Regions from separate parts of the Mus musculus genome. Here region 2 is linked to region 1. The links are chromatin loops, found by intact Hi-C in ENCODE. Cell type or tissue: left cerebral cortex. All regions are shown on one strand.

The links. Hi-C counts contacts between places; a loop is a spot of excess contacts. Peaks named below come from ENCODE experiments on the same cell type or tissue, not always from the same donor. Only the 100,000 strongest peaks of a DNase experiment are listed, where the experiment ranks them.
Region 2: it touches region 1 in a loop (2.0-fold over the local background); 11 of 42 quality-filtered maps call a loop at or near these places.

The regions. Positions count from the first base shown.
Region 1 is chr11:5,288,484-5,293,483 of GRCm38, forward strand. Znrf3 (zinc and ring finger 3) reads right to left here. Exons shown (of 9, transcript NM_001080924.2): 3 at 1,180-1,254; 4 at 543-674. Among named protein-coding and RNA genes, the nearest start is that of Kremen1, 29 kb to the left of the region's middle. In left cerebral cortex, a CTCF peak has its summit at 2,397 (motif pointing right); DNase peaks (open chromatin) are centred at 1,491, 1,919 and 2,405; H3K27ac peaks cover 258 bases.
Region 2 is chr11:5,627,117-5,632,116 of GRCm38, forward strand. It overlaps Ankrd36 (ankyrin repeat domain 36), which reads left to right. Exons shown (of 27, transcript NM_023816.3): 16 at 1,211-2,290; 17 at 3,586-3,679. Among named protein-coding and RNA genes, the nearest start is that of Ankrd36, 60 kb to the left of the region's middle. In left cerebral cortex, a CTCF peak has its summit at 2,176 (motif pointing left); a DNase peak (open chromatin) is centred at 2,175.

The DNA.
Region 1 (5,000 bases):
CTTGGGGTGAAGTATCAGTGGGCAGTAATACTGCTTCAGCACACTGAAGAGGCGTCTGGCCACTACTTGTCACCAAAATGTCAGTATGAGGCCTGAGTAATTTCTAATGTTTTGAGTAATTCTTAACATTCTTATTTGTGAGTCAGGGAATTTCAAGTGAGTAATCTATATGATTGAAAGGAGGAAGTATAGGTTTTTTCTCATCTCTAGATCAGATGGAGAAAAGGAAACAAAGAAAGCCAAGTGCTACAGTGTCATCCTTCATTTTTCTCGGCTTGTTCCTTAAAAGAATGAACTGCAAAGGGGCTATGCCAGGTTGGAGAAACCAGACTTTATAGCATACAGTGTCTGTTTCCATAAGCTTTTACACAGTTTTACAAATAAAGAAACATGGGTGAAAATCTCTCTGTCCTCCTGTGCCATAGTTGAGCTCACCCTGTAGGAACCTACATTACACCAGCATTGTAGATACAGGGATGAGAAGGCTGAAAGCTCAAAGGAAACAAAAGCACAGACAGGACAACACAGAGGCTGCCACTCACTCGAGGAGGGAGGTGCTGGATCCTTGCTCGAGCTACTTTCTGCTTGTTGACAATGTTCATCAGCTTGATAGCATCTGCACCCTTCACATACACCACTGGCCTCTTAAGAGGGTCTTCTGAGCCTTGGTTTAGCTGACAAAGAAGAGCGGCACAGTTAAAGACATGCTTATCTAAGAAGAGGATTTGGAATGGGGCTCAGGGGTAGAGCTCTTGGTTTGTACATGCAAGGGCAAGCACACGCACACACGCACGCACACACACACACACACACACACACACACACACGAGAGGAAGAAAAGAATGCTACATCTCTATTTGGGAATCCTTGAAGTCTTCAAGAATTATAGCCTTGGGGTTTCCAGAAAGGCTAGGATAGGATGCTATACTTGTTTTAAGATGGGCTGAGCTACCCCAAAACCCAGAAACTCTGAAAATGTCCCTCATGCCTAACCCTCCACCCACAACTCCTTTCCATATGCCTCTCTCAGGTATCATACCTGATACTCAAACACAGACAGAGTACTTCAGCAGACAAGTACAAGGATCTTAGACAAGGGTGTCAAAACACTGCCACTCAAGATGGCCAAAGCAAATGCCTCTTCGGCAGATGGTAGGACTGGCTGTAGTGGTGGTTTACCTGGTCGATGGCTTCTGGATTTTCAGATACATCAAAGATAACTGCAGTAGCTCCCCGCTGAACTGCTCTCTTGGCCTGGTGGAGTGAAAAAGAGCAGGTTAGCAACTCTGTCCTCTGACTGCCAACACTGGCCTTATAAATCAGGCATGGCTTCAGAATGCACAACGGGACAACAAGCAATGTCTGTGCCCCTGAGCAAGTTGATCCTCTTCCCTAAGCTCTGGCATTCTCATCTGCAAAACAGGAGACAATGCCACCTACTTTGTCCTCTCTTCCTAAGAGCCTGAAGACTTAGAATGGGTGGGAATGAGTCACTGGCTCCTGCAGAAGCCTGTCTCTCCCCGACCCCCGATCTAGCTGGAACATTAAAAACAAGACTATAGATGGGCAGCCTGCCCAGCCAGCACAGCGGTATTGGTTTGGTATTTCTGCTATAAACATGCTGCCCCTGGCAACCAGAGTAAATGCTTTTGGTTTGTCTCTTGTGGTCCTTTCTTCCTTCCCATGCCATCCAGTTAAGATAGCATGTTGACTATTTCTGAATGAATCTCAAGATGGTCACTTTTAACTTGTGACACAAGATGAAGACCTCTGGAGTCTGGGGGGGGGGGAGTTATAATAAACAATAAGTGGGGATTTAGAGCAGTTGGCTGCCAAGCTAGGCTGCACATCAAAAACCACTTGGGAAGTTTGTAAAGCAGATTTCCTGGCTCCAACCACAGAGACTGGTTCAGTGGGGCTGGAGGCAGGCCCAGGAAGCTGAGTTCTGTAAGCTCTCAGGGACTCAGATAATCCTACCAGCTGGAAAACTAGAGGTCAGAGGAACAAGACAAGAAGGCTTAGAAACAAATGAGAAGTGATAGAATTTTTTTGTTGTTGGGGCAGGGAGGGAGAAAAGATTCCTTTCTACCTCAATGAACTTTCTAATTTTATCTCCAGCTAAGTGAACAACAGAGTTGAGGCTTCAGAAGAGACACGAGATTGATCCTTGCTTTTAGGACTTGAACTCTTGTAACAGAGACAGCCACTCTAAAAAAAATACAGGGAAAACAAAGCAAATTCCCAAAACAGCTAACGGATGGGCAATTTCAGCCAGTGCTCAGAAGTCACATCACCATGGGCCCAAGAGTATGAGAATAAATCCAAATGCTTTCCACAGAAATAACCTGTGCTGACAGGTGCACAAACCCAACGGGCAAATACTTTACTGGACCACTAGAGGGCAGTGTCACCCCGTTGCTTTTTAAGCCAATTCCCTGAACTTAGGACCAGCAAGTCAAAATTCGGTGATATTGGGGATAAAGTATTTTCCTTGGTAGTTTAAGAAACCCTGGAATCCTGGGTACGGTGCTATAGAATTTGTCCTTGCCCTATGGGCAGCTTCCTTAAAAACTAACTGAGGCTGAACAATCAGAAAGTTGCCTGAGGACCACCTCATTGTTTTACAGTCAGTGATCCCAAGTGACCAGTGAGGTTCAGTGTCTCTTTTTCTTCTAGATAGCGCGGGCTGTGTGTGTGTGGGGGGGTCAAGCCCAGGCTTTGTTTATGCCAAGCAAGTGCTCTATCACTGCATCGTACATAAGTCACTGAATCTCTGTAGTCCCAACCTCAGAACAGCCATGGCCCTGCAGAAGCCTAGGTGGCAAGTTTGTTCTCTTCCATTAAGCTCCCTAGGGCAGTAGCTCAGAGACTTTCTGAGCAGGTACTAGTGTTTCTGCCCCAGTGGTACCCTAGGCTTCTTCACAAATTCCATTCCTAGAGGACGAAATAAAGAGAGCCTCTGATGTTTTTAACCTTGCTTTCAGCCAGGGCTCCAGCATATCAGAGAGTCCCTGTGGGAGTGTGAGTTCAGGGATGTCCTGACTGGGAGTGCTTGTTCCTCCAGCTTTGATGCTGGTGCACCTGGAGAGGTTGGCAGTGACTGCAGCACCTGGGTAGGGAATGCCTTCCTGGAATGTGCCTCAGGGAAACTCACAGCCAGAGGGCCTCCTGGGCTTCCCAGCATTTCTTGTTCCATAGGAACATGGATGTTCATTCGTTCCAGAGGCACGGTCCATTCAGGACAGACACCACAGAGCTGGGGGTGAGCCCTGGGCCTCATCCATGCCAGGTATGTGCTCTACACTGGGCTCCACTTGCAGCCTTACAGAAGATGCTTTAAAGCATACTTGCTTTCTTTGGTGAGGCAGGCAGGTAGAGAATAAACTGCTTGAATTCCATCTACAGCACAATTCACTAATGCACGGACTCTAAGGGCAAATATTGTGGCTGAGGGATGCTTAATTTTCAGTGAATTATATTAAAATTATATTTATTGAGGCTGGAGATGTAACACAGTGGGTAGATTTGCCAACCATGCATGAAACCCTAGCACTTTATATAAAGTGATCCTCAGTACTGCATAAGACTAGGTATGGTGCCTGTAATTCCAGCATTTGAGAGGTAGAGGCAGGAGGATTCCAAAGTTCAAGGTCATCCCAGCAACATAGAGAGTTTGAGGGAAGTTTGGACCATGTGAAACTTTTTTTTTAAAACATGTAAAATAGCTGGTTGGTGGTGGCACACACTAATCCTAGCACACAGGAGGCAAGGGCAGGCGAATCTGAGTTCAGGACCAGCCTGGTCAACAGAGAGTTTCTGGACAGCCAGAGCTACTCAGAGAAACCTTGTCTCAAAAAAACAAAACAAAAATTATATGTTACTGAATTAATCTGTATTTCCTGCACATATCAGAACTGATGAGAGGAGATCCTATTGAAATCTTGCCTGTTGAGAGATGGCTTTAGAAAAGACTGTGACGGCAGGGGATGTAATCCTGAGTTGCTTAATCCTCAAGAAAAGGCCACGAGTAATCTTCATTTACAAACGGAGTTTTCTTTTTCGTTTTATCTTAAAATCATCAAATATTGCTTGGTTACACTTTTCCTCCTGACTCAATATAATTTTAAAAACCTGAAGGGTCAAATTCTTTGAGTGAATTTTCTTATCTTAGATAATTTCCAATTTTATCTAGTCAACTTCCTGCCTATTTGTATTTCAAACTAATCTAAAACCTAGGTAGAAGATTTCCAGTCTTGTGACCAGTATTTATATTATAGTACTATACCCCTAATGCTTTAAAAACTCTCAAGATAAAGCTACCTGAAAGAAAGGATGGGAAAGACAGCCTGGTGACCCTGGCCAGGGGAGGGTCACTGGCAAGCTGGGTTCACAGGAGAGGGCAGTAACAAACCATTGCTCTGAGTTCTGGATGATAGGGTAACAAGCTGTCCATAGCTGATGTATGTGTCAGCTACTTATGGGAAATTCTAACATATAAGAGTTCCAATCAACTTGTGTGTGGGTGTGTGTCTATGATTATGTGTTTGTATTACACTAGTGTTTTACCTGCATTCATGTCTGTGAGGGTGTTGGGTCCCCTGGAGCTGGAGTTACAGACAGTTGTAAGCTCCTCTGTGGCGCTGAGAATGGAAACCCAGATCGCCTGCAAGAACAGTCAGTAGCATCTCTTTAGCCCTGTTTTGTTGTTGTTGTTGTTTGTTTGTTTGTTTTAAAGAGAGTATTATTTTGTAGCCTAGGCTGCTCTTGAACTTATGATCCTGCTGCCTAAGCAACTCAAGTGCTGAGATTACAGGTATGGACCACATGCTGTAAATTTGCTTTTTCTGAGACAAGATCTCTCACTATGTAGCCTTGGCTGTCCTGAAACTTACTAGGTACACACCAGACTGGTTTCCACTCACAGGGATCCTCCTGCCTCTGTCTCTGAGTGCTGGGATTAAAGGTGTGTGCCAATGATGATATGTCCCTTCATAGACTAC
Region 2 (5,000 bases), 340 kb after region 1:
CAAGATATACCCAGTAAGAACTCTTTATTTCTATATAGTAAATGAGAAAATGAAATTTAAGTTTCTATGTTACTTTTTAAGTTTTTAAGTTACTTTAAAATGTACATCTTCCATCGAATCCTTTTAATTTACCTTTTGCTGATAATTATGTACCTGTGATGGATACACATCCAATTAACAAAATCACAATGTAGGCGTTTTTCTAAAATGAATTACCTATTACCAAAGAATCATATGAAAAGATGGGTTTGTATATATCCAAATCCTCTGGACAATGACTACTCACAATGCCCCCCAGAAGTGAGGCAAACAGAAACCTCTGTTGACTTTATCACCATCATTATTTGTACATAAAGGACCTAACCCAAAACCCAGCACAGGCCCTGTGCCACTCAGCTGCGTGCGGCTGCGCCCCTCGAGGTTGTTAGGACGCCTGTGATCTCTACAACCACCTCCAAAGTAATTTTCTTCTCAGCCGAGAAGGCTCTGGCATGTTTTGGGTGCTTGATACATCAGAGTTGTTGTGCGTGTGCTCTCAGCAAAGCTTGCCATACTTCTTGAAGCTGCATCTCAACAGGGAAGACTTAGAAACCCGTCGCATTTGCAGCTCTTCAAACATAGCATTAGAATTTTCTTCTAATGTTAATTTGGTTTTGCATGTAAGGTGTCACCGTTATGGAAGTAAACAATCTTAGTTCACCTACTATTCAATTACTCATTCTCAGAGACTAAATGTCAGTAAGCATCAGTATTTAAAGGATGGTGAAATAAATGTTCTTGTAGTATTGAAAATTACCCAGCACATATCAGTGAGGATCAGTCTAGTAGCAGTGACAGTGTTGTCTTCTGGGTCCTAGATTCTTCTGGAAGGACTGAAGTAAATGAGGGATTTATATTTATTATTATTTTTTTTACATTTATTTATTGTCCGTGTGGGAGCATGTCCATGTCTCAGCATCCCATGAAGATAAGATCAGAAACCAACTTGGAGGAGTTGTTTGTCTCTTTCCACCATGTAGATTCTGGGGGTTGTACCCAGGCTTTGGTGGAAGCCCTTTTACTCACTGAGAGGCATCTCACCAGCCCTAAACTAGTTTTACTTGTTAATTTTGCTTGTATGGTTCTTGTGTATCTAAACGCATACTATGAAAAGCCAAATGGTACGCATTAAGTCTTTTTGTTTGTTTGTTCCTGCCCTATGACTTCTAAGGACGAGGATAGGTTAGAGAGGCATCTTCTGGCACCCAAGGCGTCCCAGCATCAAGCCAAGCAGACGAGCCCTCCACCTGTACAACTTCAAGAAAGATCTCAGGGGCCAGAGATGGACACGGCTTCTGATGAGGAAGATACGTCTGGACTTTCAAAATCCGCTAAGGGCCAAATACTTGGGGGAAAGTTGACATTAGGAGAAAACCCGGAGGGTAAAGAAACTGTACAGTGTGTCATTAACAAGCCAACGCAGAAGGGTGACGAGATCTATGAAGATGTTAACGCTAATGTTTACCTCAAGGAAGAGCGACCACCTGATGTCTCAGGAAAAACTCACCTGACGTCGGACCCCACTACCCTGGCCTACAATATGTTTGATTGTGGCGACAGAGATGTGAGCGCTGCGCTGGTCTCTGTAACACTGCAGACCTCTCCCAGACAGGAGGAAGGTGGCCTTGGAAATGCCTTTCCATCTCCCTCGTCCTCTCAGGACGTGGACTACAGTGGCCAGTCACTTACTAAGTTTCCCTTAATGAGAAATAAATTAGACTGTGAAAATAACGCATCTGAATTGGGAGAATCTTTTCACAAAAGAAAAGAGAAATCTTCTAAAAACATTGAAAGCAGAAAGGTAAAAGGTAAGTGCCCAGAAGTACGTATGGGTGAAAAGCAAGAAGGCCATGAGTTCAAGAGCCAGTCGCAAAAAACTATGAAACCAAAACGCACCGACTGGCAGTTAGATATCAGACACATGCTGAAGTCCAGTGATGCCAACAGGCTTTCAAACGCCAAAGAAAGGAGTCACGTGACCGAAGTAAAAAGTTGGGGTGATTCTGCCCTTGCAAGCGACATGTACAGGAAAAGTAAAGGCACACAGGACCTGTTCCTGAAGCCACTGCCCTGCAAGGGCAATTTTGAAGCCCCAGCGCGCACCTTGGGAACCGCCAGTGATGCGCCCCCTGGTGGCCCAACAACTAGAGCTTTCGCGGATGAAGAACTGCGAGGCAGGCTATCCGACAGTGAGTTCAGGATATTGGAGGAAGAGATCCTGGCCTGGGAGAAAGTCCACCTTGAAAGCGAGGTAGTTGTTCTTTTGCTGTCATGAGTTGCATGCCTGTTGCCTGTTGTCTTTTCCCCTAAGCAAATAGAGGTGTGTTTGCATGAGATTGTGTAGCCTTGTAGACTACTCTATTTCCTAAGCAAAGGAACGTAACACCGTGGCCTCCGCTTCTTAAACCACCCTAGGTATGTCATTTGAGATACTAGGAAGGAAGTGTGTGAATTCAGGACCTGGCATTTTGTAGACTTTTAGTAAGTAACTGCTCTTAACATTCCTTCTTCTCCAAACTTGAAATACTGTGTGGTTTTATGAAATGAAGAGATAATCCCATGGCAGATCTAATATTTGCATGGTGGTCTTTTTTGCTTTTTTAGATTTACTTTTATTCTAAGTATGTGTTTTGCCTGCATGCATGTCTGTAACTGGACTTAGAGAAGATTGTGAGCCAGCACATGGGTGCTGGGAATCGAACCTGGGTCCTCTGGAAGAACAGCCATCCCACCAACCCCTCTCAGTACTTTTCTTACTACTTTCACATTTTAGTCAACCACCTCCCATCAGTGATTTCCCACTTTATATCTAGATTGTCGAAACTCTTGTTTACCAAAATGAGAGTCCTACCATCCCATGCCCATGTTCACCAAGATGTAGTCATGGCAAATATGGAGCTTTGCAACAAAAGTAGGGCCGTGGGAAACATTTTGGGCATTTTCTGGGCATGGCTGCACACACTAGTAACCTCAGCATTGGCAGGGATGAGGCAGGTGTGCACACGATGACAACGCCAACCCTGTAAGTTGTGTTGGAAGTCAGTCTGAGTGACACAGGCAATATACATATACATTTTCATTTAAAGTATTTTATATAGTTGTTTAACTTTAGTGCAAAATACAGAATCAAAGGCAGACATCCTGAAGTGTAGTTCCTTGTTGAGATAGGTGTGCCATCCAGTTTTGGTTAATATATTTGATGGCCAGAGACCCTACAAACTCTATACAAAGTTTGGTCACCATATGAAGAAAAGATATTGGCTTGATCCAGAAATTACACAAAAGATCCTCTATAGACATGTTCAGAAACTTAACATTTTACTTAATTTCAAAACAGTGGCTTTCCAAATAGGAATTTCATTAAGTTACTAACTTTTAAGTCTTTAGGTCTGGTTAATTTTAGTGTATGACATTTTTGTTTCTAGGATTTTTTTTTAATGGCAAAGTAAAAAATAAAGAAATGATGAGTAGGAAAACTTCAGATATCATATTATGAAATACTTGGGAAATGTTTACAGACTAATTATGGGTATTGATTTTTTTCAGAGTGTCTCTGAGAATCTGCTAAACAAGTGTGAGGGGATTATATCTGATGCCACAGATCAACAAGGGCGATATCTAGATATGGAACAGGCAACAGGTAAGGGTGAGCCATCCTGAAAGTCACTGGGACTAGCAGGCACTGACTGAATGGTAAACATGTGCCCTATAGCCAAAGAAATGAACTAACTAAATGCAAGGAGAAAAGGAATGGACAAGAAAAGTGGGATCCAGGTGTCTGTCATTCCAGGACAAGAGGAGAATGCCTCTGAATGCTCCTTGGGACTTCCATGGCCTTTAATCCCAGCACTTGGGAGGCAGAGACAGGCAGATCTCTGAGTTCAAGGCCAGCCTGGTCTACAGAGTGAGTTCCAGGACAGCCAGGCCCAGGGCTATACAGAGAAACCCTGTCTCGAGATCACTTGACAGGGAATGCCTTGACCACTGAGCCATCTTTCTGCTCTCACCTCACCCCCCAACTCCTGCACTTGATCTATTGAGACCTCGTCCCCTCACCCTACCCCTAATCCTGGAGTTTATCAGTTACCTTCCCTAGCTGGCCAGCAGGCTCCTCCAGGGACCTGTGCCTTCCTCCATCCACTGTGCTACAATTGCAGATTTGTGCAGCCATACTCAGCTTTTAAGTGGGTGCGAGGATTTGAACTCAGGTCCTTTATGCTTGCTTGTCAGGAATTTTACTGAGCTATCATCTCCGGACTCAAATGTTAGTAAATAACTTGACTTCTCTTGTTGGAGATAGAGTACACTTGCTGATAGAATATAGGGGGCACATAGGAAGGACATCAGTTTACCTGTGTAGTCATCGCCACTGAGGACCTGGCTGCAGCAAAGAAGGGAACTTGTCACAAAATGAACACAAATGCTTCTGATGAGAGCAAGAGGGTATTACACATAAATGCGCAAACAAATCCTATTAATTTTGGGCTCCGTGATTAATAACAAGTGGTGTGGTTGTGTGTACCTCCTTCTTTCCTGTCAACGTTTTGCTTCTGGGGATCTTGTTGACAGAGACAAGTCTGAGATTGTAGAATCTTCCCAACATCAGGGTGACTTGAGGCCACTTTTACCCACTGTCCAAATGACTGTCCTCAGGTTTGGACTATTCAGGCTTCCTCATTTAGGGAAAGGATTTATCAAGCCAAATAATATAGAAGTGTGTATGTGAGTGTGTGTGCATGTGTGTTTGTATGTGCATGTGTATATATGTGTGTGTCTCTCTCCCTTTGTGTGTGTAGAGCAGTGAGCTTATAATATTTTTTAAATAAAGGAGCCATCTGCATTTAAAATTTTAATTTGAAAATTGAAAATAACCATTATTCCTTTAGAGTTTTATTCTTTTTATCCTTTTCATCTACTTTTAAGTGCTGTTCTTTATAACCTCATGAGTAGGTTTTTAAGAG